2 separate regions of the Homo sapiens genome follow, and region 2 is linked to region 1. Evidence: read pairs that join two places in POLR2A ChIA-PET (ENCODE). Cell type or tissue: Panc1. All regions are shown on one strand. Links, peaks and the distances in the headings refer to the core of each region. The heading gives the core; the rest is flanking DNA. Region 1 overlaps ZNF638 (zinc finger protein 638). Region 2 has its middle 10 kb from the start of ZNF638.

Region 1 (16,145 bases), core at 3,270-11,269:
TGATCTTTTCGTCCCACAATGTCTAGTTAGGCAATCAGTGACCTGATAAAGGAAGCTTCAATTTAAGAGAGGAAACAGTTTCCCATTCAGAAGCAGAGTGGTAAATCACCTTAGGAGATTCACTGCAGACTTTTTTTTTTTTTTTTTAAACCACAGTTATTTCCAAATTGTATCCAAATAATGCTTTTCAAACATGTCAATAAATTATGAACTTGAGTTTAATACTCTGAATGTCTACTGGCTTAAACAATGGAATCATTTAAGAAAAGGAAATGGGAGCTTCCGGGGTAGAGTGAGGAGATGAAAGTATGAAACAAAATTACATCTCCTACTACATAGCTACAGCAGCGGAGCTAATCACTTCAAAGACACACTGTGCCATTCTTCCTACCCTCCTCACCTTATTGTTGCTGTCATCCCGTTTCATGATGGAAGGTCTAGCCTCTGTTTCCTGAGATTGTTTTGTTATATCTCTGTAATCCAGTTTAGAAAGCTTGCCTTGCAGGGCTGAGATCCTTCCACTGCCTCCTCTGGTAAGACTGCTCTGAGTAGGTTTGAATTTACTGCTGCTTTCTGCCAAGCCTGACCTGGCACTTGTGGGTTTAAGCAGACCAAATTCCTTGGCTGAAAGTTTCTTTTCAGCATTTATTTGATCTCTGGGCACAGATTTTGGAAAACTTTTCTGATTTTCAGTTTTTGAAACTGTAGCTTTTGCCTTAGGAGAAGAGACTATAACAGCCTTGATGCTTGGTTTACTGCTAGATACATCTGATACAGCCAGAATACTAGTTTTACTAGTTTCATCAGGCTTATTAGCCTGACCCACTCCTTTATTTGGGTATGCCTTGAATAAAGTGTTTTCTGCAGGCTTTTCTTTCATTGCTGCCATCTTTTCCACCTTTTCTGCATCCATCCTACCTTCATTCTTTTCAGCCTTCTCTGTTCCTATTTGAAGATCCATTCTGGTTTCCTTAGTATTAAATTCCTTCTCCTCCTTTTCATCCATGTTACCTTTTTTTTCAGAAATATTCTTTTTGTCCACTGTCTTCTCATCCCCAGTGGGAATTCCTGGTACTAACGTCACAATACAAGTTGATGGCAATATTTCCGAAACAGTTTCATTTTTTTCTACTTCAGCTACAGCTTCTACCATAGTCTGTGTAATTCCAGAAATGAAATCTTCTGCTTCAGATGGAGATTCTTCTAGAATTCCTTTGAGGTTCCTTTCTTCTGCAAACACACTGTCAGATGGTAACAATGCTGTTTTAGGGTTAATAATTTCTGCCCCTTTCTTCTCCAAGTCACTGTTAAACATCTGCTGATTTAAAGCACACTCCTCGGCATTTTCAGTGAATTGTTCAATACTGACTGAAGCGGATGCTACAAGAGGAATTTCTTCTTTGACCTCCTCTCCTTGAGTTTCAAGCTCCAAAGTTTCAACAGCAAAGTCAGAATCACATGTTGCTTTTTCAGCTTCTTCCTCACAAGGCTCTTCCTGCTGTACCAAAGTTTCTGTTTGAATGCTGGGAGTACTTTCTTCTTCAAGCTCATTAGGTTTAACAGAGGGACTATCAGTTGCTGTTTGCACCTCACTTTCATCAATTGGACTGTTTTTCAAGCCAGGGCTAAAAGTATTTAAAAACAAACAAAAAGAACACAAACAAAAACACAAACAAAAATCAAACTATGATGAGAATTCAACCATTATAAAGAATCCTGCTGATGCCAATTGTTAAGACTTCCTGATGCATTCGTAATAAGCACTGGGAAATCCAACCAATCAGCATAAAATGGGTAAGATGTATTGCTGGAAATACGTAAATAATATAAATTATGACTGTTGATATGTTCCTTTTGCGCTCATGTGATTACAGCCAATATTTTCCCTCCTCTGTCAAGTTAACCCCTGACATTGAAAGGTCAAATGTGAATCTGAGACACTTCAAATATTATCAGGTCCTATTCCCAACAGTGGTAACTGAAATAATAAAATATGTGTACAGTTCTACAATAAAACTAATGATCCATGCATTATGATTTAAAATTTTATAAGTGAACCTTACCTAAAAAGAACATAAACAGAAACTGGTGGGGGGAAAAGACCATACTCTAAATCATATCACCTTTTTATTTTTTTTTTGGATGTAAAATATTTTTTTAATTACCCAAGAACCATATTTATTAATGATAATACTTAGAACATTATTTGGAAAGTATTCTTTATATACTCTATTGAGGATTTAAAGCTAGTGACAAAACCTGATATAATCACCTTATGTGAACATACAGTCTTATAAATATTTGCCTTTGGCTATAAGAAGAAATGCATTAAAAAATAAACCTTCCCAATTCAAGAGAATAATGTATAATTCTAATATTTAACTTAAATGTGTAAGTAATATTCAGAAGAAATGGAGGAAATACATGGCTAAGTATATGTAATTCATCTTATTTCATCATGGTCTTCCCAAATCTAAAGTATATGAAAAGTGAGTAGTCCTATAATTCCAGTACTTTCACCGAGGTAGACACAGAATAAGTTATTTTTATATCAATATTCCACAAATCAGAGGTTTTCTTGAAGAACAAGGAAAACCTTAGCTTCCAAAAACAATGCCCAACATGCTATCAATGCAAATTAAAATTTACCAAATATATTCATATAATGAGAAGCAGCAGATTGGAGAAAGACACCAGAGAGTGATCCTATCATATCAATACCTGATTATTAAAAAGTACTGACTTTCTTCTCCTATTTTTTAAGGAAGGAGAGGATGAGCCATCCCTTTTGACCTGCTTCTTAGAGGGTGGCCATGTACCCTTCAGTTAACAACACAAGATGGTGTATATCTGTGTGCTGAGATGTTAACCATATTTAAGAAAGTTGTGCTACCACATCAGGGTCTTAAATCATTTGAACCAAACTGGTCTTCCCTCATGCCCCAAAGATTACATCCTGAGGAGAAAACTTTTCTACCAGATTAGAGAAATACCTCTTGACCCTAAACCTTAATCAATATATATTCTATCCATTGTGCAAGTTATTCTTTGCATGCTAAAATGTTTTTTTTTTAAAATAATCACACCCCTTTTTTTCAAAATATAAATGGCTAATTTTAAGAGTTTCAAATCTTTACAATTCACAATAAAATTTGTGGCAAAGCACAACCAGAAAAGAGCAGTGACATTCACAGTTACAGCAGGTATATGAATATTACTTCTCAAAACAAGCTTTTGTCTTTAAATTACAAGACTCATTTCCAATAATGAAGAAAATATTCAAATTCCTGCCTCATTACTGTACTGCATATTAACCCTACATAAAACTTTAGAAACTTAGGGCTAAGTAAAAACATCTATGGGGCTAGGATAACAATGGAGACCTTGATTCCTGGCTCAAGGATATAGCAAGACTTTCCCCTTCACAAGTTTTTCAATAAAAAAGTTATTATCTTATATACAAACTGAACCATTATGCAGTTCCATACTTGAAACAGAGAACACAGGTCTACTCAGAAGAATTATTTAATTCCATATTTGTCCTTGTGTGCTAGTCTTTTCAAATCATAGTGTTTTCTTTAGAGAAGTCATTTACCAAAACTAGTATCTGCTTTCTGGCTAATATGGGAAAAAAGCCTCAATATTGATCAAGTTAGTTTGAAAAGACAGTTTGAAATGTCAAATAAATGACATTAACACCAAAGTTAAACAACCACTCTTTGTAACGATCAAATGAAAACAGCCACATTCTGGGAAATGGAACAGAAAAGGATTCCAGAAAGGCATTTGAGATACAGATATCTCATTTGCCACTCCTCCCTCCAGCCCCAATATCCCAGTAATACCAGAATTTCACAGCCTTCAGAAAAAGCATACAATAAAAGCTGGGCATTAGAACAAACGTTAACACTGAAAGACAAACATTCTGAGAAACCTTAAACTGGGACTTCACAATACTAAAGATTAGTGTTTATTTCAGAGGCCAACTGTTTACTTCCTAATGTTAATGAATTAGAAAAATTTCACTTAGCATTCTTATTTGTGGCTTTAATCAGATGATAAATAAAATCTGTTTACATATCAACAGAATGAGTACAGTGTGAATTATTAAATTATGAATGTATCCACGAGTTTCCTCTAAACAGTATTTAAATAGTTTAGTTATAAACAAAAGTATCATATTCATAATGAATTGGCAACCACAAGTGCTTTAAAACAAAACAAAACAAGTGCATGTAGTACCAGCTACACAGGAAGCTGAGGTGGGAAAACAGCTTGTGCCCAGGAGTTCAAGGCCAGCCTGAGCAACATAGCAAGACCCTGTCTCTAAAAAAAAACACAACAAAAACAACAAATAGTATTTTCTCAGCATCAGTTCACTCCAAAACAAATGTTTAGTATTCTGGACATATCCCACATCTTTTTCTCTAATGTTAAAAAAAAAAAAAAAAAAAAAAAAAAAAAGGCGGGGGGGGGTGGGAATTAAGAAGTTTTTGGTGCTAATTTTAAAAATTAGTTTTATGAGGTTGAATACATCTATAAATTATTTAAGAAATATATTCAATTTTAAAAGCTATGTCTAAACAATGAGAGGAGAACAATGACCAACTGCTATTGCTATGGAGAACAACTTTTCATGCAGACCTCAAAAAATCTTTGTAAAATGAAATAAAATGGGTTTTGCCACAGAGTTAACGTGGCCAATCTTTAGGTCTATATATATAGTACTACATAGGCACTGTTATTTATTAAGCCCTTTGTGAGCTTTCACATCACACACTGCTGGTGGTACTATTTCTTAGGTATGTGAATGCACCTGGTATGACATACAACTTAAATAACCCTGTGCTGACACACAGAGCAAACCTATTGCTTAATGTTACTGGTATATTTTAATGTACTCATCATCTTTGTCAACTAAAATAATCTGATTTTATAAAAATTACTGAGAAGAAAAATCCGCTAAGACGTTCTGTTTTTCAGGGATCTTAACATCAGTGCATCAGATAAAATAAACACTTTACATATTTAAACACTTTCAAACTGCTGTTTCAAACAAATATACGCTCTTACAACAAGGACTAATAAATATTGATGACTCAGTATACAGGAGGAAAAAGAAATATTCTAAATCAGTGATTTACAATGAAGAGCAGTGAAAGGCAAGTCATCAACTGGTGGAACAAGGGTGGTGATAAGGAGGATATCCATCAGAATGAGAAAGTTATTAAGGAGAGGGTGTACTTTACGTGGTCAAAACAAGGCTGTAAGTCACCAGTTTGTGGAGACTTTGAAAAACAAGCTTTCATTCCTCTGATAATGCAAAACTATATACATAATTTTTTTGGACAAATACTTACTCGCCCCAACCCAGTTGTTTTTAAAAAGTATCAAAACACACAATGAAATTAAGTAACGTTAAAAGGTTAAAATTTTACTACCGTGTTTATTTTGGAATAGGAAAATCTAACAAAAACAATGTAATTACTGTTCGTGATGTTGAGTTATTCGAGAGTCTTAAAACATTTTATAAAGTGGTTTATTTAATTCAAACTGTTTATATACGCAGTTACTCTAAATATTCAGTAAATACTTAAATGAGAGTAAATAAAAAGCAACAAACGAAACTCCTAGGTCAGGCTGAGTCCAAAAAGAAAACTGTAACAAGCCCATATGTACACAAAATAAATATGCAGAAAAGAACTTTTCACTACATGTGAGCCATTACTATAAAATACAGCAATAAAATTCAGAAACTAAATACTATACAAAAGTGTTAGTAAACATAAAGCAACATACCTTTCTTTTTCTAATTCTGGGTCATGCTCAATTTGCACCTGTAATATAATCAGCATTTTATTAGAGGCTATTCCACTGGATTTGAAATATTTAACTATAAAAGCAATGTTTTTAGTAAAAATTTAAGCTCAAAAAAAAAAACCTTAAAAATGTATCAAAGCAGCTAGTTTTCAGTGTCTACATTACTATCAGGTTCTAGAATTTTTTTCTAATTAAAGACCTCCAAATTAGGTCACACACAATAACTTATATTAATGAAAAAATAAGTTTCCTTAATAATGATATAAATAAGAAACTTTATTAACTTTAGAAGCCTGGAAATTCTATCTTTTCCCTAAACAATAAATGTGAAATATCAACATCTTCCTTGAGGAATTATTTTAAAAGACTTCTAAGAGAGATCAGCTGACTAAAAAAGTTTCCTATTCAAAATACCTAGAAATGCTAAATAAAATTGAACAATAATCCTTTTAAATATTTGTCTGATATCTGATAAATATTTTAAATATTTATCTGATATGTGGGTCCCAAGAAAGCAATACTCTGTAGCCCCAAAAAAGGGCAGGAATTAAAAATCAGTCCCTATATGGCAAGCACTGTCCTGGGTACTTGGGATGCATCAGTGAACAAAATGGCAAAACATATCTGCCATTCAGAGCTTATACATACTAGAAGGAAGCCTTTTCTGAGAAATCATGCACTCTCTGGGTAGAAGTCTTCTAGAAAGATTTTGTCAGACTAAAAACTGAAAACAATACTTTAAGGAAATTCAATGTGTCTAGAGAGGATTCCTGGCATAGGTGTTTGAGTCCAACAGTAAAGACTTCCTTTACTGGGATATCTGGTGATAAGTCTAGCTTATATCCTAATGATACTGCCCAAAACTAAAGATGATGGTTTTTAAGTCCCAATTACAGAGAGTGTTTACTAGCAGCTTTCCATTAAGGAGAAAAGTTTATTAGAGAGAAAAAAAAAAAAACCCTGCATGGTATCAGAGGAACTCTACATCAGATACCTATATTGGCCAACTTACTTCCTTATTCATAAAGGAATAACGGAAAAACAAATGCACAAAAGTAAACAAAGTAAGCTAAAGAAAAGATATTTCAGACAACTGAAGTGCCTTTTAAAAAACTCAGGGAGGAGCCAAGATGGCCGAATAGGAACAGCTCCGGTCTACAGCTCCCAGCGTGAGCGACGCAGAAGACGGGTGATTTCTGCATTTCCATCTGAGGTACCGGGTTCATCTCACTAGGGAGTGCCAGACAGTGGGCGCAGGTCAGTGTGTGCGCGCACCGTGCGCGAGCCGAAGCAGGGCGAGGCATTGCCTCACCTGGGAAGCGCAAGGGGTCAGGGAGTTCCCTTTCCGAGTCAAAGAAAGGGGTGACGGACGCACCTGGAAAATCGGGTCACTCCCACCCGAATATTGCGCTTTTCAGACCAGCTTAAGAAACGGCACACCACGAGACTATATCCCACACCTGGCTCAGAGGGTCCTATGCCCACGGAATCTCGCTGATTGCTAGCACAGCACTCTGAGATCAAACTGCAAGGCGGCAACGAGGCTGGGGGAGGGGCGCCCGCCATTGCCCAGGCTTGCTTAGGTAAACAAAGCAGCCGGGAAGCTCGAACTGGGTGGAGCCCACCACAACTCAAGGAGGCCTGCCTGCCTCTGTAGGCTCCACCTCTGGGGGCAGGGCACAGACAAACAAAAAGACACAGTAACCTCTGCAGACTTAAGTGTCCCTGTCTGACAGCTTTGAAGAGAGCAGTGGTTCTCCCAGCACGCAGCTGGAGATCTGAGAACGGGCAGACTGCCTCCTCAAGTGGGTCCCTGACCCCTGACCCCCGAGCAGCCTAACTGGGAGGCACCCCCCAGCAGGGGCACACTGACACCTCACACGGCAGGGTATTCCAACAGACCTGCAGCTGAGGGTCCTGTCTGTTAGAAGGAAAACTAACAAGCAGAAAGGACATCTACACCGAAAACCCATCTGTACATCACCATCATCAAAGACCAAAAGTAGATAAAACCACAAAGATGGGGAAAAAACAGAACAGAAAAACTGGAAACTCTAAAACGCAGAGCGCCTCTCCTCCTCCAAAGGAACGCAGTTCCTCACCAGCAACGGAACAAAGCTGGATGGAGAATGATTTTGACGAGCTGAGAGAAGAAGGCTTCAGACGATCAAATTACTCTGAGCTACGGGAGGACATTCAAACCAAAGGCAAAGAAGTTGAAAACTTTGAAAAAAATTTAGAAGAATGTATAACTAGAATAACCAATACAGAGAAGTGCTTAAAGGAGCTGATGGAGCTGAAAACCAAGGCTCGAGAACTACGTGAAGAATGCAGAAGCCTCAGGAGCCGATGCGATCAACTGGAAGAAAGGGTATCAGCGATGGAAGATGAAATGAATGAAATGAAGCAAGAAGGGAAGTTTAGAGAAAAAAGAATAAAAAGAAATGAGCAAAGCCTCCAAGAAATATGGGACTATGTGAAAAGACCAAATCTACGTCTGATTGGTGTACCTGAAAGTGATGTGGAGAATGGAACCAAGTTGGAAAACACTCTGCAGGATATTATCCAGGAGAACTTCCCCAATCTAGCAAGGCAGGCCAACGTTCAGATTCAGGAAATACAGAGAACGCCACAAAGATACTCCTCGAGAAGAGCAACTCCAAGACACATAATTGTCAGATTCACCAAAGTTGAAATGAAGGAAAAAATGTTAAGGGCAGCCAGAGAGAAAGGTCGGGTTACCCTCAAAGGAAAGCCCATCAGACTAACAGCGGATCTCTCGGCAGAAACCCTACAAGCCAGAAGAGAGTGGGGGCCAATATTCAACATTCTTAAAGAAAAGAATTTTCAACCCAGAATTTCATATCCAGCCAAACTAAGCTTCATAAGTGAAGGAGAAATAAAATACTTTATAGACAAGCAAATGCTGAGAGATTTTGTCACCACCAGGCCTGCCCTAAAAGAGCTCCTGAAGGAAGCGCTAAACATGGAAAGGAACAACCGGTACCAGCCGCTGCAAAATCATGCCAAAATGTAAAGACCATCGAGACTAGGAAGAAACTGCATCAACTAATGAGCAAAATCACCAGCTAACATCATAATGACAGGATCAAATTCACACATAACAATATTAACTTTAAATATAAATGGACTAAATTCTGCAATTAAAAGACACAGACTGGCAAGTTGGATAAAGAGTCAAGACCCATCAGTGTGCTGTATTCAGGAAACCCATCTCACGTGCAGAGACACACATAGGCTCAAAATAAAAGGATGGAGGAAGATCTACCAAGCCAATGGAAAACAAAAAAAGGCAGGGGTTGCAATCCTAGTCTCTGATAAAACAGACTTTAAACCAACAAAGATCAAAAGAGACAAAGAAGGCCATTACATAATGGTAAAGGGATCAATTCAACAAGAGGAGCTAACTATCCTAAATATTTATGCACCCAATACAGGAGCACCCAGATTCATAAAGCAAGTCCTCAGTGACCTACAAAGAGACTTAGACTCCCACACATTAATAATGGGAGACTTTAACACCCCACTGTCAACATTAGACAGATCAACGAGACAGAAAGTCAACAAGGACACCCAGGAATTGAACTCAGCTCTGCACCAAGCAGACCTAATAGACATCTACAGAACTCTCCACCCCAAATCAACAGAATATACATTTTTTTCAGCACCACAGCACACCTATTCCAAAATTGACCACATAGTTGGAAGTAAAGCTCTCCTCAGCAAATGTAAAAGAACAGAAATTATAACAAACTATCTCTCAGACCACAGTGCAATCAAACTAGAACTCAGGATTAAGAATCTCACTCAAAACCGCTCAACTACATGGAAACTGAACAACCTGCTCCTGAATGACTACTGGGTACATAACGAAATGAAGGCACAAATAAAGATGTTCTTTGAAACCAACGAGAACAAAGACACCACATACCAGAATCTCTGGGACGCATTCAAAGCAGTGTGTAGAGGGAAATTTATAGCACTAAACGCCTACAAGAGAAAGCAGGAAAGATCCAAAATTGACACCCTAACATCACAATTAAAAGAACTAGAAAAGCAAGAGCAAACACATTCAAAAGCTGGCAGAAGGCAAGAAATAACTAAAATCAGAGCAGAACTGAAGGAAATAGAGACACAAAAAACCCTTCAAAAAATCAATGAATCCAGGAGCTGGTTTTTTGAAAGGATCAACAAAATTGATAGACCGCTAGCAAGACTAATAAAGAAAAAAAGAGAGAAGAATCAAATAGACACAATAAAAAATGATAAAGGGGATATCACCACCGATCCCACAGAAATACAAACTACCATCAGAGAATACTACAAACACCTCTACGCAAATAAACTAGAAAATCTAGAAGAAATGGATACATTCCTGGACACATACACTCTCCCAAGACTAAACCAGGAAGAAGTTGAATCTCTGAATAGACCAATAACAGGCTCTGAAATTGTGGCAATAATCAATAGTTTACCAAACAAAGAGTCCAGGACCAGATGGATTCACAGCCGAATTCTACCAGAGGTACAAGGAGGAACTGGTACCATTCCTTCTGAAACTATTCCAATCAACAGAAAAAGAGGGAATCCTCCCTAACTCATTTTATGAGGCCAGCATCATTCTGATACCAAAGCCGGGCAGAGACACAACCAAAAAAGAGAATTTTAGACCAATATCCTTGATGAACATTGATGCAAAAATCCTCAATAAAATACTGGCAAACCGAATCCAGCAGCACATCAAAAAGCTTATCCACCATGATCAAGTGGGCTTCATCCCTGGGATGCAAGGCTGGTTCAATATACTCAAATCAATAAATGTAATCCAGCATATAAACAGAGCCAAAGACAAAAACCACATGATTATCTCAATAGATGCAGAAAAAGCCTTTGACAAAATTCAACAACCCTTCATGCTAAAAACTCTCAATAAATTAGGTATTGATGGGACGTATTTCAAAATAATAAGAGCTATCTATGACAAACCCACAGCCAATATCATACTGAATGGGCAAAAACTGGAAGCATTCCCTTTGAAAACTGGCACAAGACAGGGATGCCCTCTCTCACCGCTCCTATTCAACATAGTGTTGGAAGTTCTGGCCAGGGCAATCAGGCAGGAGAAGGAAATAAAGGGTATTCAATTAGGAAAAGAGGAAGTCAAATTGTCCCTGTTTGCAGACGACATGATTGTTTATCTAGAAAACCCCATCGTCTCAGCCCAAAATCTCCTTAAGCTGATAAGCAACTTCAGCAAAGTCTCAGGATACAAAATCAATGTACAAAAATCACAAGCATTCTTATACACCAACAACAGACAAACAGAGAGCCAAATCATGAGTGAACTCCCATTCACAATTGCTTCAAACAGAATAAAATACCTAGGAATCCAACTTACAAGGGATGTGAAGGACCTCTTCAAGGAGAACTACAAACCACTGCTCAAGGAAATAAAAGAGGACACAAACAAATGGAAGAACATTCCATGCTCATGGGTAGGAAGAATCAATATCGTGAAAATGGCCATACTGCCCAAGGTAATTTACAGATTCAATGCCATCCCCATCAAGCTACCAATGACTTTCTTCACAGAATTGGAAAAAACTACTTTAAAGTTCATATGGAACCAAAAAAGAGCCCGCATCGCCAAGGCAATCCTAAGCCAAAAGAACAAAGCTGGAGGCATCACACTACCTGACTTCAAACTATACTACAAGGCTACAGTAACCAAAACAGCATGGTATTGGTACCAAAACAGAGATATAGATCAATGGAACAGAACAGAGCCCTCAGAAATAATGCCGCATATCTACAACTATCTGATCTTTGACAAACCTGAGAAAAACAAGCAATGGGGAAAGGATTCCCTATTTAATAAATGGTGCTGGGAAAACTGGCTAGCCATATGTAGAAAGCTGAAACTGGATCCCTTCCTTACACCTTATACAAAAATCAATTCAAAATGGATTAAAGATTTAAACGTTAGACCTAAAACCATAAAAACCCTAGAAGAAAACCTAGGCATTACCATTCAGGACATAGGCGTGGGCAAGGACTTCATGTCCAAAACACCAAAAGCAATGGCAACAAAAGCCAAAATTGACAAATGGGATCTAATTAAACTAAAGAGCTTCTGCACAGCAAAAGAAACTACCATCAGAGTGAACAGGCAACCTACAACATGGGAGAAAATTTTCGCAACCTACTCATCTGACAAAGGGCTAATATCCAGAATCTACAATGAACTCAAACAAATTTACAAGAAAAAAACAAACAACCCCATCAAAAAGTGGGCGAAGGACATGAACAGACACTTCTCAAAAGAAGACATTTATGCAGCCAAAAGACACATGAAGAAATGCTCATCATCACTGGCCATCAGAGAAATGCAAATCAAAACCACTATGAGATATCATCTCACACCAGTTAGAATGGCAATCATTAAAAAGTCAGGAAACAACCGGTGCTGGAGAGGATGTGGAGAAATAGGAACACTTTTACACTGTTGGTGGGACTGTAAACTAGTTCAACCATTGTGGAAGTCAGTGTGGTGATTCCTCAGGGATCTAGAACTAGAAATAACATTTGACCCAGCCATCCCATTACTGGGTATATACCCAAAGGACTATAAATCATGCTGCTATAAAGACACATGCACACGTATGTTTATTGCGGCACTATTCACAATAGCAAAGACTTGGAACCAACCCAAATGTCCAACAATGATAGACTGGATTAAGAAAATGTGGCACATATACACCATGGAATACTATGCAGCCATAAAAAATGATGAGTTCATGTCCTTTGTAGGGACATGGATGAAATTGGAAACCATCATTCTCAGTAAACTATCGCAAGAACAAAAAACCAAACACCGCATATTCTCACTCATAGGTGGGAATTGAACAATGAGATCACATGGACACAGGAAGGGGAATATCACACTCTGGGGACTGTGGTGGGGTCAGGGGAGGGGGGAGGGATAGCATTGGGAGATATACCTAATGCTAGATGACACGTTAGTGGGTGCAGCGCACCAGCATGGCACATGTATACATATGTAACTAACCTGCACAATGTGCACATGTACCCTAAAACTTAGAGTATAATAAAAAAAAAAAAATTAAAAATAAAAAATAAAAAATAAATAAAAAAAATAAAAAACTCAAAAGAACATCCTCAGAAAAATTCAAGAGAATACAGCATCTATGAAATCAGTGCTGGTATTATTTCCAGAAAAACAGAATATTAAAAATTGAAGGAAATAAATCAAAAAATAATAATAGAAAAACTTCCCTGGGGCCAGGCATGGTGGCTAATCCCTGTAATCCCAGCACTTTGGAAGGCTGAGGCAGGCAGATCATGAGGTCAGGAGTTCGAGACCAGCCTGACCAGCATGGTGAAACCCCATTTCTACTAAAAATACAAAAAAAATTAGTGGGCATGGTAGGGCGTGCCTGTAGTCCCAGCTACTCGGAAGGCTGAGGCAGGAGAATTGCTTGAACTCGGCAGGTGGAGGCTGCAGTGAGCCGAGGTCACGCCACTGCACTCCAGCCTGGACAACAGAGCCAGGCTCCATCTCGACAAAAAAAAAAAAAAAAAAAAGGGGGGGGGAGGTGGTGGGTGGGGAGAAAAACTTCCTGCTCTAAAAGCAGGATGCAGGAAATGAGTCCCAAACCAAGAAAAAACCTTACTCACTGGACTAGCAATACCAACCCTCTCTTTAGAAATTCTGGAATCACCAAGTATGTCCCTAAAGCCTTTGATCTGGTTCTTCTGCCTAAAAATCTCCCCTTGAAATTTTCTTAGAGCTTGCTCTCTTCCATCAGGTCTCTCAAATAACTCTTCTGCTGAGGGACTATCACTGACCACTTTAAGATACACATTCCCCACATTAATCATTCTCTTTTTATCTCAATTTATTTATTCACAGTCTTTTTACCACTTTTATATCTGTTTATAGTCTATCTCCTCCACTAAAATATAATCCTTGAGAACTAGGACATTGAAACAATGTTCATCATGGTATTCTAATACCTAAAATAGTGTTAGCATAGAGAAAAGGAATTAGATAAATATTAGTTTAGGGCCAAGCACAGTGGTTCACACCTGTAACTCCAACACTTTGGAAGGCCCAGGGTGGAGGAGCACTTCAGGCCAGAAGTTTGAGACCAGCCTGGGCAACACAATGAGACCCCATCTACACACACACACACACAAAAAAAAAATCAAAAATCAAATAAAATAAAGTTAGCCGGGCATGGTGGCATGCCCCTATAGTCTACTCTGGAGGCTGAAGTGAGAGGATCGCTTAAGCCCAGGAGTTAAGGTTTAAATCATGTGGGCCATGATTGAACCATGGCACTCCAGCCCAGGTGACAGAGTTAAGACTTCGTCTTTAAAACAAACAAACAGAAAAACAAACTAGTTTAAAGAATTAATAATATAAATCCTAAAACCTTTCAGAGGAACAAAATAGTTTTGATCTAAATCAGACTTCTCCTCAATAATACTGGATTCTGGATGCTAAAAACAATCAAAGGAAAAATAGCCTAAGCACAGAATTTTACATCTAGACAATCAATCAATGAAATACGTAAGAGCAAAATAAAGTCAGTTTCAAACATGCAGAATTTCAGAAAATGTACTGCCTCCACATACTTTCTGGGGTAAAAAAAATACTTGAGAATGTACTCTAGCAAACAGAAAAACCACCTGTGACGTGACAGAATCCAAGAAAAAACAGACATGACTCAGAAAAACAATGAAAGAAAACCAAAGGTGTATATAATTGGTCGACAAAGCAAATGACCCTAAATTTAGAAAAGAGTCACAAGAATAGCTCTGAAAGGAGACTCCATTCAACAAATAGTAATTAAGTTACACAGATGATCACAGTAACATGAAGACTGTCATTTTTCCCCCTTTCAACAAGATACAAACCCTAAACCATACAAGAAAACCATAATCTACCTACTTATGAAAATGAAAATGTGGCGCCATTTTGAGAAATGACTGGGAATATAAGAAACTCACCTGTGAGTGTAGAGGTTATGGACACACATATTGCCTTCTTTATAAACCCATTCTCATTATTACTTAATTCTGCAGTAAATATCTTCATAATCATGATACCAAAAATGCAGCTACTAGTTTTCAGTATTTAGAATGGAGTGCTACATGCTTTGTATACAAGCTAACTATAGATATTGAAATAAAGGTCACACATACTACACAAAGAAGTAACATTTCAGTCTAACAAAAACAGTAAGTGTTGAAGAGAAGATAATATAGAGTTGATTATTAACTCATTTTAAATAGTAGTCAATTAAAAACTGTTACAAATAAGCCATATGTGTTATCCAACTTAAACTATACGAATAAGGTTCTGGGTAAGCACTTAGGAAGTGAAGTACCAATTCAGGCAGAAGTTTATGTAAATTTTCACTTCTTTAATTTTCTTTTAACTCTAAGAATTTGGGACTATATTTCTGGGATAAGGATTTCTGTACAGTCAGTGTTTAATTTTGAATTTAGTTGAACACAACTGAATAACAGCTTGAAAAATATAAATGACAACTTTTTAAAAATGCATGTTCTGCTGAGGAATAGCTAAAAACTTTTATATATTTTTTTCTGAAATTATCAAGTGAAATGAGCCACTCATTTGTGCTTAAACTGGTACCTATCATAATACATTTACTTAAAGATACTCTAATTTAGATTTAGATGATGAAATTGCCTTTTTCTTTAGATAGTGCAAGATTTTTAACAGATTGACAACACAAGGACACCACATATAAGGTCCTATTACTTACCTCTGATATCAGCATACAATGGAATAGAAGGAGAAAATAGATTGAGTTTGAATTTAATGCTTTCAAAGGTGGACTATCCATAGCTTTCCTACATGTACTACTGTGTAGGCCAAGAACCTGTGAAATCTTATTTCTTAACACAAAAACAGTTTATAATAAATGTAACTGAAACAAAAAGAAGAATAAAACAAACTTCTTTCTACCCAGAGGAAGCCAAAATGGATTCAAAGTAGCTGCATTCTGGAGACAATCATGTTACATACAAAGAGTCACTATACACAAAAATGTAGATACCTACATGTCAACAGTAAGTATTCAAAAATGCATATATGTTACATTGTTGAAAATTTCTTTATTCTCATTTAGACAAATTTATACTGCTTTATAAACTATGAAAATTGGAACACTGATTGCAACACAAATTATAAAAATCATCTCTAAACACAGAAACAGTTTGACTACTACCTGAGAATGACCTTTATGTTC
Region 2 (16,145 bases), core at 4,133-12,132, 96 kb after region 1:
CTTTAAAGTTTGAAATAATTCACCTTTGAAATATCTTGTTTGGTGCTTTTTCTGAGAGTTGTTCTTCTCTAATTTTCTCTTGATACTTTATGATATTTAGTTGGATAAGAATTTCTCTCTCTTCCACAATGAATTTGGTAATTTATATTTTGCTTGAAAAGCATCCATTTCATCTAGATTTTCAAACATTTCCCTAGAGTTAGGCAAAGTAACTTATGAAATTTCTTTCATTTCCTTTATGTGGGCCCCTTATATGGCTTTATTTATTTGCACAGCACTTATCACCTTCTGATATACCAATAATTTATTTATTTGTTTCTTTTCCATCTTCCTCCACTAGAAATGTAAGCTCCCTGAGGTCAGGGATATTTGTCTGTTTTCTTCACTGCTTTATTTCCAATACAGAGAATGATAGTTGGTACGCAGTAGAAAATCAGCAAATATTTCTTGAAAGAATGAATGACTCTGATGGTGTGTATGTGTGTGTGTGCGTGTGTGTGTGTGTGTCACTGTCAAGCATCTTTTCATATCTACTAGCCAGGTGTATTTCTTTCTTTTTTTTTTTAAGTCTCCATTTAACTGTTTTATCTGGTGATAATAAACTGGCAACACAAAGGGGCCGAGGGTGAACTCCCAGCCAGGCTCCCGTGCCCAGGCTTTGGCAGGAGCCATGTGTATTTCTTCATTTAAAAAAACTCTTTTTCATATTATTTGTGCATATTTCTAGTGAAGTGATTGTCTCTTATCAGGAGGTAGCTCTCACTATATATTTGTCAAATATGTGGCAATTAGTTTCTCCTCACTGAAATTTTGTTTCTATCTTTTGCTATTATAAACTAAATGGTCATGAAATCAAATCTATCAATCTTTTCATTTATGACTTCTGAGTCTTCTTTTCATCCCACTCCCTTGAAGCATACACACCCAGAAATTACACAAAATTCTCCTGAGTTATCTAAACTTCACAGTTCATAATTGTTCACTTTTGTTTACAACCTCACAATTTTATTTTTTACATTTAGATGTTTAATCAATCTAACATAATTTTTATGGTATGAGGTAGATCTAGCTTCATTTTCTTCCAAATGAATAAAGGCAATCATGAAGGTTCCAGCTGTTAAGTAAACCATCCTTTTTCACATAATTGAAATATATCTTCCCCTTAAAAAGCAAATAACAAAAACTATTTCATTCCCATGTATAAAAATGGATTTATGGCTCTTCTAGTCTGGTTTAACGATCTATCTGTCTACCTCTGAGTCAGGGCCATTTCATTAACTGAGCCAGTAAATATGTATTGTTTATGTTTTTATTTTCTGTATATTATGATGTTTGACATCTTATTAACCTTTCTGGCTGGGGAGAAATTGCCACTCCTGGGGCTAGCCAATTCTTAGAGAAGGCAAAGTTCAGCCAGGAGCTTGACTTTGATATGCAAACTACCAATTCAGAGCCATCCTCCTCTATCTGGCAGGTATACCCCAGGAGGCAATATTCCTCTGCCTTAGTCATCCCAGGGTCAGGTACCAGGCAACCACAGACCACTCCTATAACTTAGAGCCTGTGGAAATGTTTCAAACTAGCCAGTCCTGAGCTGTTTACCCTGCTCTGTCTTCCCTTTCCCGAGAAACTCCAATAAAGGCCTTGGCCTGGGCTCCTCCTCCTGCCACTCGTTCCTGCCCCTTCTGCCTCCTGACAGACTTGGGTGTTTCCTCATGTGGCCCTGTATGGCAGAGCGTGCCTCCTGCTTTTAGGACCTGGGAGCATAGTAAACTTTGTTTCCCTGAGCTTCTCCTGGAACTCCTCTTGTGGCCGCACCTGACTGACCCTTACATAAAAGAACGCAGAACAAAATATTACTTGAGGGTGCACTCTGTGCCTGGAACTATTCTAGCCATCAAGGAGTGAGTAGCAAACCAAAAGGCAACACTCACTCCTGCCCTCATGGCACGTACAGCCTTGATCAAGGAGACAGACAATTAACAAGTACATTTATAGTATGTCAGATGGTGACAAACGCTATGGAGGAAAACAAAGCAAGATCAGGACACATAACAGAGGCTGCAATTTGAAATGAGATGGTCAAGAAAGGCATCACTAAGAAGGCAACATTTGAACAGAAATCTGACAAGTGTGTGAATAAGCAGTATAGAATCTAGGAGGAAGAGTATTCCAGGAAGAGTGAAAGTAAAATGTAAAAGCTCTGAGGTGAATGCCAGCTTGCTGTACTTGAGAAAGCAGAAAGGCCAAAGAGGCCACAACAGCATAATTAAGAGAGGACACGGGAGATGAGGTGGAGGGGAGCTGGAAACACTTGCTGGATTAGTGTGCTAGGGCTGCCGTAACAAATCACCACAAGTTGGGTGGCTTAGACAACAGAAATTAATTCTCTCCATTCTGGAGGCTTCAAGTCCACAGTTACGGTATCAACAGGTTTGGTTTCTCTTGACATCTCTCTCCTTGGCTTGCAGTTGGCTGCCTTCCCACCGTGTCCTCACATGGTCTTTTCTCTATGCACATGAATCTTCCTCTTCTTATAAGAACGCTAATCATATTGGATTAGGGCCCCACCCTTATGACCTCATTTAATCATAATCACCTCTTTAAAAGTCCAATCTCCAAATACAGCCACATTCTGAGGTGTGTGGGGAGTTAGGACTTCAACACATAAATTTGGGGAGGACAAAATTCTGTCCATAACATAGGCCATTTTGAAGGCTTTGGTTTTTTGCTGTGAATGAAACAGGAAGGTTTTGAGCAAAGGAGTAACATAATTTGACTTACATTACATTGAATGTTTACTCTCTGTCACTGTTCTAAGAACTAGAAGATATAACAGTTATCAAATACCTGCCTTCATAGAATTTACATTTTAGTGAAGGAAATAATAAACAAATACATAATGTGGTAATGTAAAATTTTAAAAAATACTGCAGTTAGGGGGAAAATGATGAGGCAGGGGCTGGGGAATGCTTTAGATAGAGTAGTCAGGGAAATCTCAGATAAAGTGACATCTGAGCAGAGATATAAAGGAAGACAGGGAAAAGACATGTAGATATCTGGAAGAAGAGTTTCCAAACCAGAAGAAACATCAAGTGCCAAAGCCCTGAGGCAAAATTTATTTCAGGACTAACAAGAAGGCCAGCTCAGAGGAAGAATGAAGAGGAAGGATGAGATGAAGATGAAGAACTATCAAGGAACCAGACCACACAAAGCCTTACAGGCCATTTAAGACAATGCATAACACTGAATAAAAAACTGGATTAGAGATCCCAAGAGTTATCCTTCTAGCTCCTTCGCTGATACTAACTTCACTGGATTTCAGATTTCTTACATGTAAAATGCAGGAAGAAAGGGTACTAAATTAGCTTTTCCATAAGATGTGAGTCTGGAAATCTATAAACTGAAAAATGCTCACCAATTTATGGCATTCCTAAGAAAATTTCTTTTTTATTTTTGGAGACAGAGTCTCACTCTGTCACCCAGGCTGGATTACAGTGGCACAATCTCTGCTCACTGCAACCTCCAACCTCCCAGGTTCAAGCAATTCTTGTACCTCAGCCTCCTAAGTGGCTGGTATTACAGGCATGAGCCACCATGCCTGGCTAATTTTTGTATTTTTAGTAGAGACAGGGTTTTGCCATGTTGGCCAGGTTGGTCTCAAACTCCTGACCTCAGGTGATCCGCCCACCTGGGCCTCCCAAAGTGCTCGGATTACAGGTGTGAGCCACCGCACCTGGCCAGAAAAATATTTTTTATCTTAGAGTCTACTATATCCAAGCATTTATGCCTTGTAGTCATGTGGATTATTTCAATAAATCCTCATTCCTATCTAAAAATGTCAATATTCTTGACAAGGAAAAAAAATCTATCCTACTGCACATCATCTTCTTCCACAATTCCCCACCTTCTTCCCTCACCCACTCTGTTGTCTGATTGGCCAGACAACAAGCATTGAGCAGCTCTATCCAGAGCTCAGCTTCTGCCTGCTCGGCACAGTCACAGCTCAATGCCTGATTAGAAAACAGAACAGTCATCACAAACTTTGTTAACCTAAATGGGGCTCTGTCTCAATGACATAGAGAATCTCATCACCATTTCAGCTCAAGTGCAAGTATCCTAATAAATAGGATCTGGGGGCAACTATGGCCTTTTTGTATTTAGAAACTAAATCTAAGAATTGGGATAGATAAAGGGCCATGATGAGAAGTATGAGAAATCCCAGAGTCATTTCCTGTCCTGAAAAAGGACAAAAATATCAAGAAAACTTGATTCTAACTGATCCTTAAATTTTGGAGACTATAAGGTGCAACCAGACATAATATATGGAGACGTTCAGAAACTCAAGAAAACAAGCAGTTATTTTTCTGAGTTTTAATCAAAGATAATGCAATGGCAAACAGAAATCAGTTTGTCTCTTCTTGTTAAGGTAGTTTTAAAATATGTTCATAAATTTCTTTAATACACTTCACTTCAAGAGGTGGAGCCTAATTCCCTTTCCCTTGAATGTAAGTCAGACTTAGTAAATTGTTTTCAACGAAGATAATGTGGTGGAAGTGATGCTATGTGACTTCCAAGGCTACACCATAAAAAGGAGAGCTTCTGCCTGACAGTTCCTAGCTCCTGGATTACTTACCCTCAGGAAAGCCAGCTGCCATGTTGTGAGAACATCCAAATAGCCTGTTAAACAGAAGCCCATAAGGCGTGCCAGGTGCAGTGGCTCATGATTGTAATCCCAGTACTTTGGTAAGCCTGTGTGCAGGGATTGCCTGAGCCTAGGAGTTCAAGACCAGCCTAGGCAACATAGCAAGACCCCATCTTTACAAAAAAATTATTTAAAAAATTAGCCAGTCATGGTGGCTTATCTGTAGTCCCAGCTACTTGGGAGGCTGAGGAAGGAGGATCACTTGAACCCAGGAGTTCCAGGCTGCAGTGAGCAATGATCACACCACTGCACTCCAGTCTGGGTGAAAGAGCAAGGCCCTGCCCCTTAAAAAAAAAAAGAAAAAGAAAGAAAATTGCCAGCCATTTCAGTGAGCCACTTTGGAGACAGAACCTCCAGCCTCAATTAAGCTTTCAGTTGACTATAGCTTAGGTAGATATACTCAAAGCAATTTCTTGAGAGACACTGAGCAACAACTGCCTAGCTAAGTTACCTCTGAATTCCTGACTCAGATGATGATAAAAAACGTATATTGTTGTTTTAAACCATTAAGTTTTTGGGTAATCTTTAATACAGCAGTACATAACTAATATACTTGTTATATGAAGACTATGAAATCAACTCATTAAAACCATGACTCAAAATCATTATACATCAATCAGTGGAAAACAAGCTGGGATTTAGAAACAATACAATTTTGACTTGAGTCCAACTTAAGCAATATTAATAATTAGTTTCCTCAAGCATAAAATAATAATCCTTTACCTGCAGGATCATCATCTTATGAACCTCTTACCCTGATAGCACTGTGTACACAGTCTACACACTAGCTACAAAAGCAATTCAAGATATGGAAAATCATGGCGGACAGGAGGTAGGACGAGACTGCAGCTCCTACTTGGAGGGACAGAACAGCGTATAGAGGCTCACATCATGAACTTTTGCTCCAGAATGACTGCAAGAATACATTAGGAAAGCCAAGAGAATCCACAGATCCTCTGAAGGAAGTGGATTGCTCCTGCAGGACCCAAGAGACACCTCCCCAAATCCTGTGAGTGCTCAAACTGTGGAAGTGGGAAAGGGAGATCATCTGCCCCCAAACACACACCCCCACTGGGGAACCTGAAGGTCTGGATTATGGGAGAAGATTCTGACCTTACCTGGAGCCGAGTCTATTTAGAGAGCCAAATGAAATACAGGGGTAGAGGAAGCAGCAGGAAAAGCCCTATAGGCTCACTGGGTCCCCCAGCAAGTCATTTCTGCCTCGCCTCACAGGGGTCCTTGAGGAGGGCTGCCAGAGGCACGGGGAAAAGGCCACAGGGAAAAGGAAACCTCCATCTGAACTCTGTAACAAATTGAACCAATCAAGAAGTCTTCTGGCCAGAACACAGGCTAGGACATGAATCCAGCGTGCAGACTCCACAGGCGGGGGAAGAAGGAAAGCCCTACTTACTTCTGCAGCTGGGAGGCAGGTAGCCTGGGGCAAGTTCTCAGGCCTGCTCGCCCACTGCCTGGAAACAGACTCAGTGCTGTTGTCGGGAACACAGTGGGAGTGAGACTGGCCCTTTGGGTTGTGAGGGAGCTGGATGAGGCCTGTGACTGCTGCCTTTCCCCCGACTTCCCTGACAACCTGCATGACACAGGAGAGGCAGCCATAATCCTCCTAGGAACATAACTCCATTGACCTGGGAACCTCACCCCCATCCCCACAGCAGCAGCATGCTGCAAGACTTGCCCAAGTAGAGTCTGAGCTCAGACACACCTAGCCCTTTCCCCATCTAACTGTCATTCCCTACCTACCCTGGTAACTAAAGACAAAGGGCATATACTCTTGGGAGTTTTAGGGTCCCTCCCACCACCTGTTCCTCCCCATACTACCACAGCTGATGCTCTCTTGAAAGCACCACCTCCCAGCAGGAGGCCAACCAGCACAAAAATAGTGTACTAATCAACCGAAGCTAAGGACCCTCACAAAGTCCATTTCAACCCTGCTACTTCCACCAGAGCAGGTGCCAGTATCCATGGCTGAGAGACCCACAGACAGTTCACATCACAGGACTCTGTGCAGAAAACCCCCAGTACCAGCAGGGAGCCTGGAAGACTTGCTGGGTGACTAGATCCAGAAGAGATATAACAATCACTACAGCTCAGCTCTCAGGAAGCCACATCCCTAGGAAAAGGGATCCCTAGGAAAAGGAGAGTACTACATCAAGGAAACACTCATGGGACAAAAGAATCTGAACAACAGCCTTGAGCCCTAGACCTTCCCTGACAAGACCCTACCCAAATGAGAAGGAACCAGAAAACCAACTCTGGTAATATGATAAAACAAGGTTCTTTAACACCTCCCAAAAATTACACTAGATCACCAGCAATGGAACCAAACCAAGAAGAAATCCATGAGCTACCTGAAAAGCATTCAGAAGGTTAGTTATTAAGCTAATCAGAGAGGCACCAGAGAAAGGCGAAGGCCAATGTAAGGAAATTTTTTTAAATGATACAAGAAGTGAAGGGCGAAATATTCAATGAAATAGGAAGCATAAATAAAAAACAATTAAAACTTCAGGAAACAATGGACGCACTTATAGAAATGTAAAATGCTCTGGTAAGTCTCAGCAACACAATCGAACAAGCAGAAGAAAGAACTTCGGAGCTCGAAGACAAGGTTTTTGAATTGACCCAATCCAACAAAAAGAAAAAAGAGCAAGAAAATATGAACAAAGCCTCCAAGAAGTCTGAGATTATGTTAAATGACCAAACCTAAGAATAATCAGCATTCTTGAAAAAGAAGAGAAATCTAAAAGTCTGGAAAACATATTTAGGGGAATAATTGAGGAAAACTTCCCTGGTCTTGCTAGAGAACTAGATATCCAAATACAAGAAACTCAAAGAACACCTGGGAAATTCATCACAAAAAGATCATCACCCAGGCACATTGTCATCAGGTTATATAAAGTTAAGACAAAGGAAAGAATCTTAAGAACTGTGAGGCAAAAACACCAGGTAACCTATAAAGGAAAACCTATCAGATTAACAGCACATTTCTCAGCAGAAACCCTACAACCTAGAAGTGATTGGGGCCCTGTCTTCAGCCTCCTCAAACAAAACAATTATCAGCCAATAGGCCAGGCGTGATGGCTCACGCCTGTAATCCCAGCACTTTGGGAGGCCTAGGTGGGCAGATCACAAGGTTAGGAGTTTGAGACCAGCCTGGCCAACATGGTGAAACCCCGTTTCTACTAAAAATACAAAAATTAGCTGGTCATGGTGGCACATGTCTGTGATCCCAGCTACTCAGGAGGCTGATGCAGGAGAATTGCTTGAACCCGGGAGGCAGAGGTTGCAGTGAGCTGACATCACAGCATTGCATTCCAGCCTGAGCAGCAGAGTGAGACTCCATCTCGAAAAAAAAAAAAAAAAAATTATCAGCCAAGAATTTTGTACCCAGCAAAACTAAGCTTCATAAGTGAAGGAAAGATAAAGTCTTTTTCACACAAACAAATGCTGAGACAATTGACAACTACCAAACCAGCACTACAAGAACTGCTAAAAGGAGCTCTAAATCTTGAAACAAATCCTGGAAACACATCAAAACAGAACCTCTTTATACCATAAATCTCACAGGACCTATAAAACAAACAAACAAAAAAACCCAAGGTCTACAGACAACAAATGAAACAATTAATGAACAGAATGGTACCTCACATCTCGATACTAACGTTGCATGTAAATGGCCTAAATGCTCCACTTAAAAAATACAGAACTGCAGAATAGATAAGAATTTACCAACCAACTATCTGCTGCCTTCAAGAGACACACCAAAAGCAAGCAGGAGTAGATATTCTTGTATCAGATAAAACAAACTTTAAAGCAACAGCAGTTTAAAAAGACAAAGAGGAACATTATATAATGATAAAAGGCTTTGTCTAACAGGAAAATATTATAATCCTAAACATATGCACCTAACACTGGAGCTCCCAAATTTATAAAACAATTACTAATAGACCTAAGAAATGAGATAGACAGCAACACAATAATAGTGGGAGACTTCAGTACTCCACTGACAGCATTAGACACGTCATCAAGATAAAGTCAACAAAGAAACAATTTAAACTATACCCTGGAACAAATGAACTTAACAGATATACAGAACATTGTACCCAACAACCGCAGAATACACATTCTATTAAACAGCACATGGAACATTCTCCAAGATAGACCATATGACAAGCCACAAAATGGGCCTCAATAAATTCAAGAAAATTGAAATTATATCAAGCACTCTCTCAGACCACAGTGGAATAAAACTGGAAATCAACTCCAAAAAGAACCTTCAAAATCATGCAAATGCATGGAAATTAAATAACCTGCTCCTGAATGATCACTGGGTCAAAAATGAAATCAAGATGGAAATTTAAAAATTCTTTGAACTGAACAACAATACTGACACAACCTATTAAAACCTCTGGGATACAGCAAAGGTGGTGCTAAGAAAAAAGTTCATAGCCCTAAATGCCTACAACAAAAAGTCTGAAAGAGCACCAACAGACAATATAAGGTCACATCTCAAGGAACTAAAGAAACAAGAACAAATCAAACCCAAACCCAGCAGAAGAAAGGAAATAACCAAGATCAGAGCAGAACTAAATGTAATTGAAACAAAAAAATACAAAAGATAAATGAAGCAAAAAGCTGGTTCTTTGAAAAGATAAACAAAATTGATAGACCATTAGCATGATTAACCAAAAAAAAAAAAAAGAGAGAAAATCCAAATAAGCTCAGTTAGAAATGAAAACGGGAGATATCACAACTGACACCACAGAAACACAAAAGATCATTCAAGGCTACTATAAACACCTTTACGTGCATAAACTTGAAAACCTAGAGGAGATGAATACATTTCTGGAAAGATACAACCTTTCTAGCCTAAATCAGGAAGAATTAGATACTCTGAACAGACCAATAACAAGCAGCAAGACTGAAATGGTAATAAAAAAAATTACCAACAACAAAAAGTCCAGGACCAGAAGGATTCACAGCAGCATTCTAACAGACATTCAAAGAAGAATTGGTACCAATGCTATTGACACTATTCCACAAGATAGAGAAAGAGGGAACCCTCCCTAAATCATTCTATGAAGCCAGTATCACCCTAATACCAAAACCAGGAAAGGACATAACCAAAAAAGAAAACCACAGACCAATATCCCTGATGAACATAGATGCTAAAATTCTTCACAAAATACTAGCTAACTGAATCCAGCAACATATCAAAAAGATAATCCACCATGATCAGGTGGCTTTCATACCAGGAATGCAGGGATGGTTTAACATATGCAAGTCAATAAATATGATATATACCACATAAACAGAATCAAAAACAGAAATCACATAATCATCTCAATAGATACAGAAAAAGCACTCGACAATATCCAGCATCCTTTCATGATTAAAACTCTCAGCAAAATCAGCATACAAGGGACATATCTCAATGTAATAAAAGCCATCTATGACAAACCCACAGCCAACATAATACGGAATGGGGAAAAGTTGAAAGCACTCCCTCCAAGAACTGGAACAAAACAAGGATGCCCACTCTCACCACTCCTCTTCAATATAGTACTGGAAGTCCTAGCCAGAGCAATCAGACAGGAGAAAGAAATAAAGGGCACCCAAATAAGGAAAGAGGAAGTCAAACTGTCACTGTTTGCTGATGATATGATTGTTTACCTAGAAAACCCTAGAGACTCCTCCAGAAAGCTCCTAGAACTGATAAAAGAAAGTTTTTCAACAAAGTTTCCAGATACAAAATTAATGTACGCAAATCAGTAGCCCTTCTATACACCAACAGCAACCGAGCTGAGAATCAAATCAAGAACTCAACCTCTTTTACAATAGCTGCAAAAAAAAAAAAAAAAAAAAAAAACCTCAGGAATATACCTAACCAAGGACTTGAAAGACCTCTACAAGGAAAACTACAAAACACTGCTGAAAGAAATCATAGATGACACAAACAAATGGAAACATAGCCCATCCTCATGAATGAGTAAAATCAATATTGTGAAAATGACCATACTGTCAAAAGCAATCTACAAATTAAACGCAATTCCCATTTAAAAACCACCATCATTCTTCACAGAATTAGAAAAAACAATCCTAAAATTTATATGGAACCAAAAAGGAGCCCACATAGCCAAAGCAAGACTAAGCAAAAAGAACAAATCTGGAGGCATCACATTATCTGATTTCAAACTATACTATAAGCCATAGTCATCAAAACAGCATGGTACTGGTATAAAAATAGGGATGAAGACCAATGGAACAGAATAGAGAATCCAGAAATAAACCCAAATACAGCCAACTGATGTTCGACAAAGCAAACAAAAACATAAAGTCGGGAGAAGACACCCTATTCAACAAATGGTTCTGCAATAATTGGCAAGCCACATGTAGGAGAATGAAACTGGATCCTCATCTCTCACCTTATACGAAAATTACCTCAAGATGGATCAAGGACTTAAATCTAAGACCTGAAAATATAAAAATTCTAGAAGATAGCACCAGAAAAACCTTTCTACACATTGGCTTAGGCAAAAATTCCATGACCAAGAACCCAAAAGCAAATGCAATAAAAACAAAGATAAATAGCTGGGACTTAATTAAAGTAAAGAGCTTTTGTACGGCAAAAGGAACAGTCAGCAGAGTAACAGGCAACACACAGAATGGGATAAAATCTTCACAATCTATACATCTGACTGTTAGGAACAAGCCCCCCAAAATCTGGCCATAAACTGGCCCCAAAACTGGCCATAAATAAAATCTGTGCAGCACTGTAACATGTCCATAACGGACCTAACACCCAAGCTGGAAGGTTGTGGGTTTACGGGAATGAGGGCAAGGAACACCTGGCCCACCTAGGATAGAAAACTGCTTAAAGGCATTTTTAAGCCACAAACAAAAGCATGAGCGACCTGTGTCTTAAGGGTGTGTTCCTGCTGCAATTAATTCGGCCCATTCCTTTGTTTCCCATAAGGGATACTTTTAGTTAATTTAATATCTATAGAAACAATGCTAATGACTGGATTGCTGTTAATAAATATGTGGGTAAATTTCTGTTCAGGGCTCTCAGCTCTGAAGGCTGTGGGACCCCTGAAGGTTTCCCACTTCACACTTCTATATTTCTGTGTGTGTGTCTTTAATTCCTCTAGCGCCACTGGGTTAGGGTCTCCCCGACCGAGCTGGTCTCGGCACATCTGACAAAGGACTAATATCCAGAATCTACAACGAACTCAAACAAATTAGCAAGAAAAAAACAAACAATCCCATCAAAAAGTGGGCTTCAGAAATGAATAGACAATTCTCAAAAGATATACAAATGGCCAACAAACATGAAAAAATGCTCAACATCACTAATGATCAAGGAAATGCAAATCAAAACCACAATGCAATACCACCTTACTCCTGCAAGAATGGTCATAATCAAAAAATCAAAGCATAATAGAGATGTTGGTGTGGATGCAGTGAACAGGGAACACGTCTACACTGCTGGTGGGAACATAAACTAGTACAACTACTATGGAAAACAGTGTGGAGATTCCTTAAAGAACTGAAAGTAGAACTACCATTTGATCCAGAAATCCCACTACTGGGGATCTACCCAGAGGAAAAGTCGTTACACAAAAAAGATGCTTGCATACACATGTGTTTAACAGCACAATTTGCAACTGCAAAAATGTGGAACCAACCCAAATGCCCATCAATCAACGAATGGATAAATAAACTGTGGTACATATATACAATGAAATACTACTCAGCCATGAAAAGGAATGAATTTATGGTACTTGCAGCAACCTGGATGACTGGAGACTATTATTCTAAGTGAAGTAACTCAGGAATGGAAAACCAAACGTATGTTGTCACTCATAAGTGGGAGCTAAGCTACGAAGACACAAAGGCATAAGAATGACACAGTGGACTTTGGAGATTTAAGGGGAAAGGGTGGGAAGGGGGTAAGGGATAAAAGACTACAAATTGGGTGCAGTATATACGGCTCGGGTGATGGGTGCACCAAAATCTCAGAAATCACCACTAAAGAACTTACTCATGTAACCAAATACCACCTGTTCTCCAATAACCTATATAAATAAATAAATAAATAAATAAGAAAAAAGCATTTCAAGAAAGAGATCAACTTTGAGAATGGAAGCATGTAGGGTTCAATGGACATGCTTTCCGGTGAATCAACTACAACTAATGAAAATTATTTTTTAAAAACCACCATGTAAAGTCTCTGTAATTCTTCTAAGGCCATCAGATGAAAAAACATTTTTGAAGAAAATCTACTAATTCTTGGTAAGAAAGTCTGGGACAGTTGAGTGAACTGCTCGTTCACCATCTCCACCAAACTTAGTGTGACAGAAACCCTACTCCAGTTGATATAAAGAAGAAGAAGGGACTCCTCTTTCCTACAGCTCCAAAGAGATATGGTATCTCTCCAGAAAAACAGGTGACCAGTACATCTCTTCCCCCCCAGCTCCATGTTATGGGGGCTAAGTTTCAGGTTTGCACAGCAGAGAGGTCTGGAGCTCCCTTCTTATGCCCAAACCACATTCATAAGGTGGAGGCTCTACACCAGATGGAGCAGGCCAAAAATACCGGGACCCAAACTGGCTTCCTCCCAATATGTTTGTAGTGCAGAGATTCCACTCCAAGGCTGCTGATTAATTCCTCTGTCAGTTTAAATCTATTGTTGAACCCCTCTAGTGAGTTTTCACCTAAGTTATTGTACTTTTTACCGCCACAATGTATAACAAATAATAGCACAAAAAAGGGGTAGAATCAATAGAGCTATAAAAGAGTCACATTTTAAAAATATCACTGGATAGGCAACATAGGGAGACCTCGTCTCTACAAAAAATAATAATAAAAAAGCCAGGTGTGGTGGTGCACACCTGTGGTCCCAGCTACTCAGGAGGCTGTGGCAGAAAAGGATCCCTTGAGCCCAGATGTCGAGGTTGCAGTGAGCCGAGATGGCACCACTGCACTCCGGCCTGAGTGACAGAGTGAGACTCTCTCTTTCTCCAGATATATATATATATATATACACACACACACACACACACACACACACACACAAACTACGCTATATATATCTATGACATATATATCATATATCTCACCAGAATTTTCTTTTTTTTTTTTGAGACAGAGTCTCGCTCCGTGCCCCAGGCTGGAGTGCAGTGGTGCGATCTCGGCTCACTGCAAGCTCCACCTCCCGGGTTCACGCCATTCTCCTGCCTCAGCCTCCCAAGTAGCTGGGACTACAGGCGCCCACCACCACGACTGGCTAATTTTTTGTACTTTTAGTAGAGACGGGGTTTCACCGTGTTAGCCAGGATGGTCTCGATCTCCTGACCTCGTGATCCGCCCACCTCGGCCTCCCAAAGTGCTGGGAATTACAGGCGTGAGCCACCACGCCCGGCTACTAGAATTAAGTTATGATAAATTTGAAGTAGATTCTGAAAAATTAAGATGTACAGTTGACCCTTGAACAACATGGGTCTGAACTGCATGAATCCATTTATGCAGAAATCTTTTTCAATTACTATAATGGAAAAATTTTTGGAGGTTTGCGACAATTTGAAAAAACAGATGAAATGCATAGCCTGGAAATATCAAAAAAAATAAAAAAGAAAAAGTTCTGTCATGAATGCATAAAATATATGTAGATAAGTCTATTTAATCATTTACTACCATAAAATATACAAAAATCTATTATAACATTAAAACTTACACATATAAACACTTGCAGACCATACATGAATCCATTTGCAGTTGAGAGAAATGTAAACAAATGTAAAGAGGAAGTATTAATTCATAAGTGCATAAAATTAACTGTAGTACATACTATATGACTGTAATAATTTTGTAGCCACTTCCTATTACTATTGCAGTGAATATCAGCTTAAAATGCCATGTGACACCAGTTGTCTCTCTAGTAAATTGCAAATTGCAATAAAAATTGATATTTCATATTTCTTGTGTATTTTTCATTCTGTTTAGTGTAATACTGTAAACCCTGAATAACACCATGGGACCCATACAAAGAGCCATCTGTGATGCTGGAAGTGCTCCTAAGAAGCAAAGTCATGATATTACATGAAAAAGTCAAATTGCTTGACATGTACCATAGATTGAGGCCTGTAGCTGCAGGCTGCCCACCATTTCCAGATAAATGAATCCAGTGTAAGGACCATCGTAAAAAATAAAAGAAAATTCATGAAGTCATCAATGCAGCTATGCTAGCAGGCACAAAAACCCTGCTTTTTTTTGGAAACAACTTTCAATGTAATATTAGACATGCAGATTCTATAAGTGTTCAGGGCTGCTATAAGAAAGGTATACCTATAGCCTCTAACATCATTCAAGAAAAAGTCAAGTCATAAGACAACTTAAAGCAAAGGAAGGTAAGGGATCTAGAGTTGGAGAATTTAATGTCAGCCAAAGATGGTTTGACAAATTTAGAAAGAGATTTAGCTACAAAAATGTCAAGGTAACAGGAGAAACAGCTTCTGTTGACCAAGAGGCAGCAGCTGAGTTTCCAGACATCATTAAGAAAATCCTTGAAGAGAAAGAATATCCACCTGAACAGGTATTTAACACAGATGAAAGTCCCCTATTCTGGAAAAAAGAATTGCCACAAAAAAACATTTATTAGTAAGGAAGAGAAGCAAGCACCAGGATTTAAGGCAGGAACGGATAGGCTAACTTTACTGTTTTGTGCAAATGCAGTCAGGTTTATGATCAGGGCTGCCTTTATTAATAAAGCTGCTAACCCAGATCCATGAAGGAAAAAGATAAACACCAGTGAAGTGTCTTTTGGTTGTACAACAAGAAAGCTTGGACAAGGAGAACTCTTTTTCTGAATTGATTGCACTGATGCTTTCTCCCTGAAGTGAGGAAGTACTCTGCCAATAAGGAATTGCCTTTTACAGTTAATTTGACATTGGACAATGCCCCTGGCCATCCAGAACCCTATGAGTTCAACACTGAAGACAATGACATGGTCTACTAGCTCCTAAACACAACATTAATTCAGTCTCTAGATCCAAGCTATGGAAGAGAACTTCGACAGGGAAGACACCATAAAAGTCTGGGAGGATAATACTATTGAAGGTACCATCGTTGTGAGGATTTTTTTTTATAGAGACGGTGTCTTGCTATGTTTCCCATGCTGGTCTTGGAACACCTGGCCTCTCAAAGTGCTGGAATTACAGGTGCAAGCCACTGTGTTTAGCCCATGGTTGTTATGGAATAAGTCACAAAATGCTATCACATTTGAGGTGAGGGGAGGGAAGGGAAGGGGAGAGTAGGAAAAGAAAGAGAAAGGGAGAGAGAGAAAGGGGGAAGAGGGAGGGAATAAGAAAGAAAGAAAGAGAAAAAAGAAAGAGAAGGAGAGAAAGAAAGAGAAACAGAGAATGAC

The links. Peaks named below come from ENCODE experiments on the same cell type or tissue, not always from the same donor. Only the 100,000 strongest peaks of a DNase experiment are listed, where the experiment ranks them.
Region 2: POLR2A ChIA-PET joins it to region 1 with 11 read pairs; 16 of 35 experiments call an interaction of 5 or more read pairs at or near these places.

What each region holds. Positions count from the first base shown.
Region 1 is chr2:71,408,294-71,424,438 of GRCh38, reverse strand. ZNF638 (zinc finger protein 638) reads right to left here. Exons shown (of 28, transcript NM_014497.5): 21 at 5,800-5,837; 22 at 401-1,625. Among named protein-coding and RNA genes, the nearest start is that of DYSF, 50 kb to the left of the region's middle. RefSeq lists silencers at 226-520, 7,545-7,594 and an enhancer at 7,197-7,826. In Panc1, for the core only: no CTCF peak of the experiment used is centred there; no DNase peak of the experiment used is centred there; H3K4me3 peaks cover 562 bases; H3K27ac peaks cover 742 bases.
Region 2 is chr2:71,313,588-71,329,732 of GRCh38, reverse strand. No RefSeq gene overlaps it. Among named protein-coding and RNA genes, the nearest start is that of ZNF638, 10 kb to the left of the region's middle. In Panc1, for the core only: no CTCF peak of the experiment used is centred there; no DNase peak of the experiment used is centred there.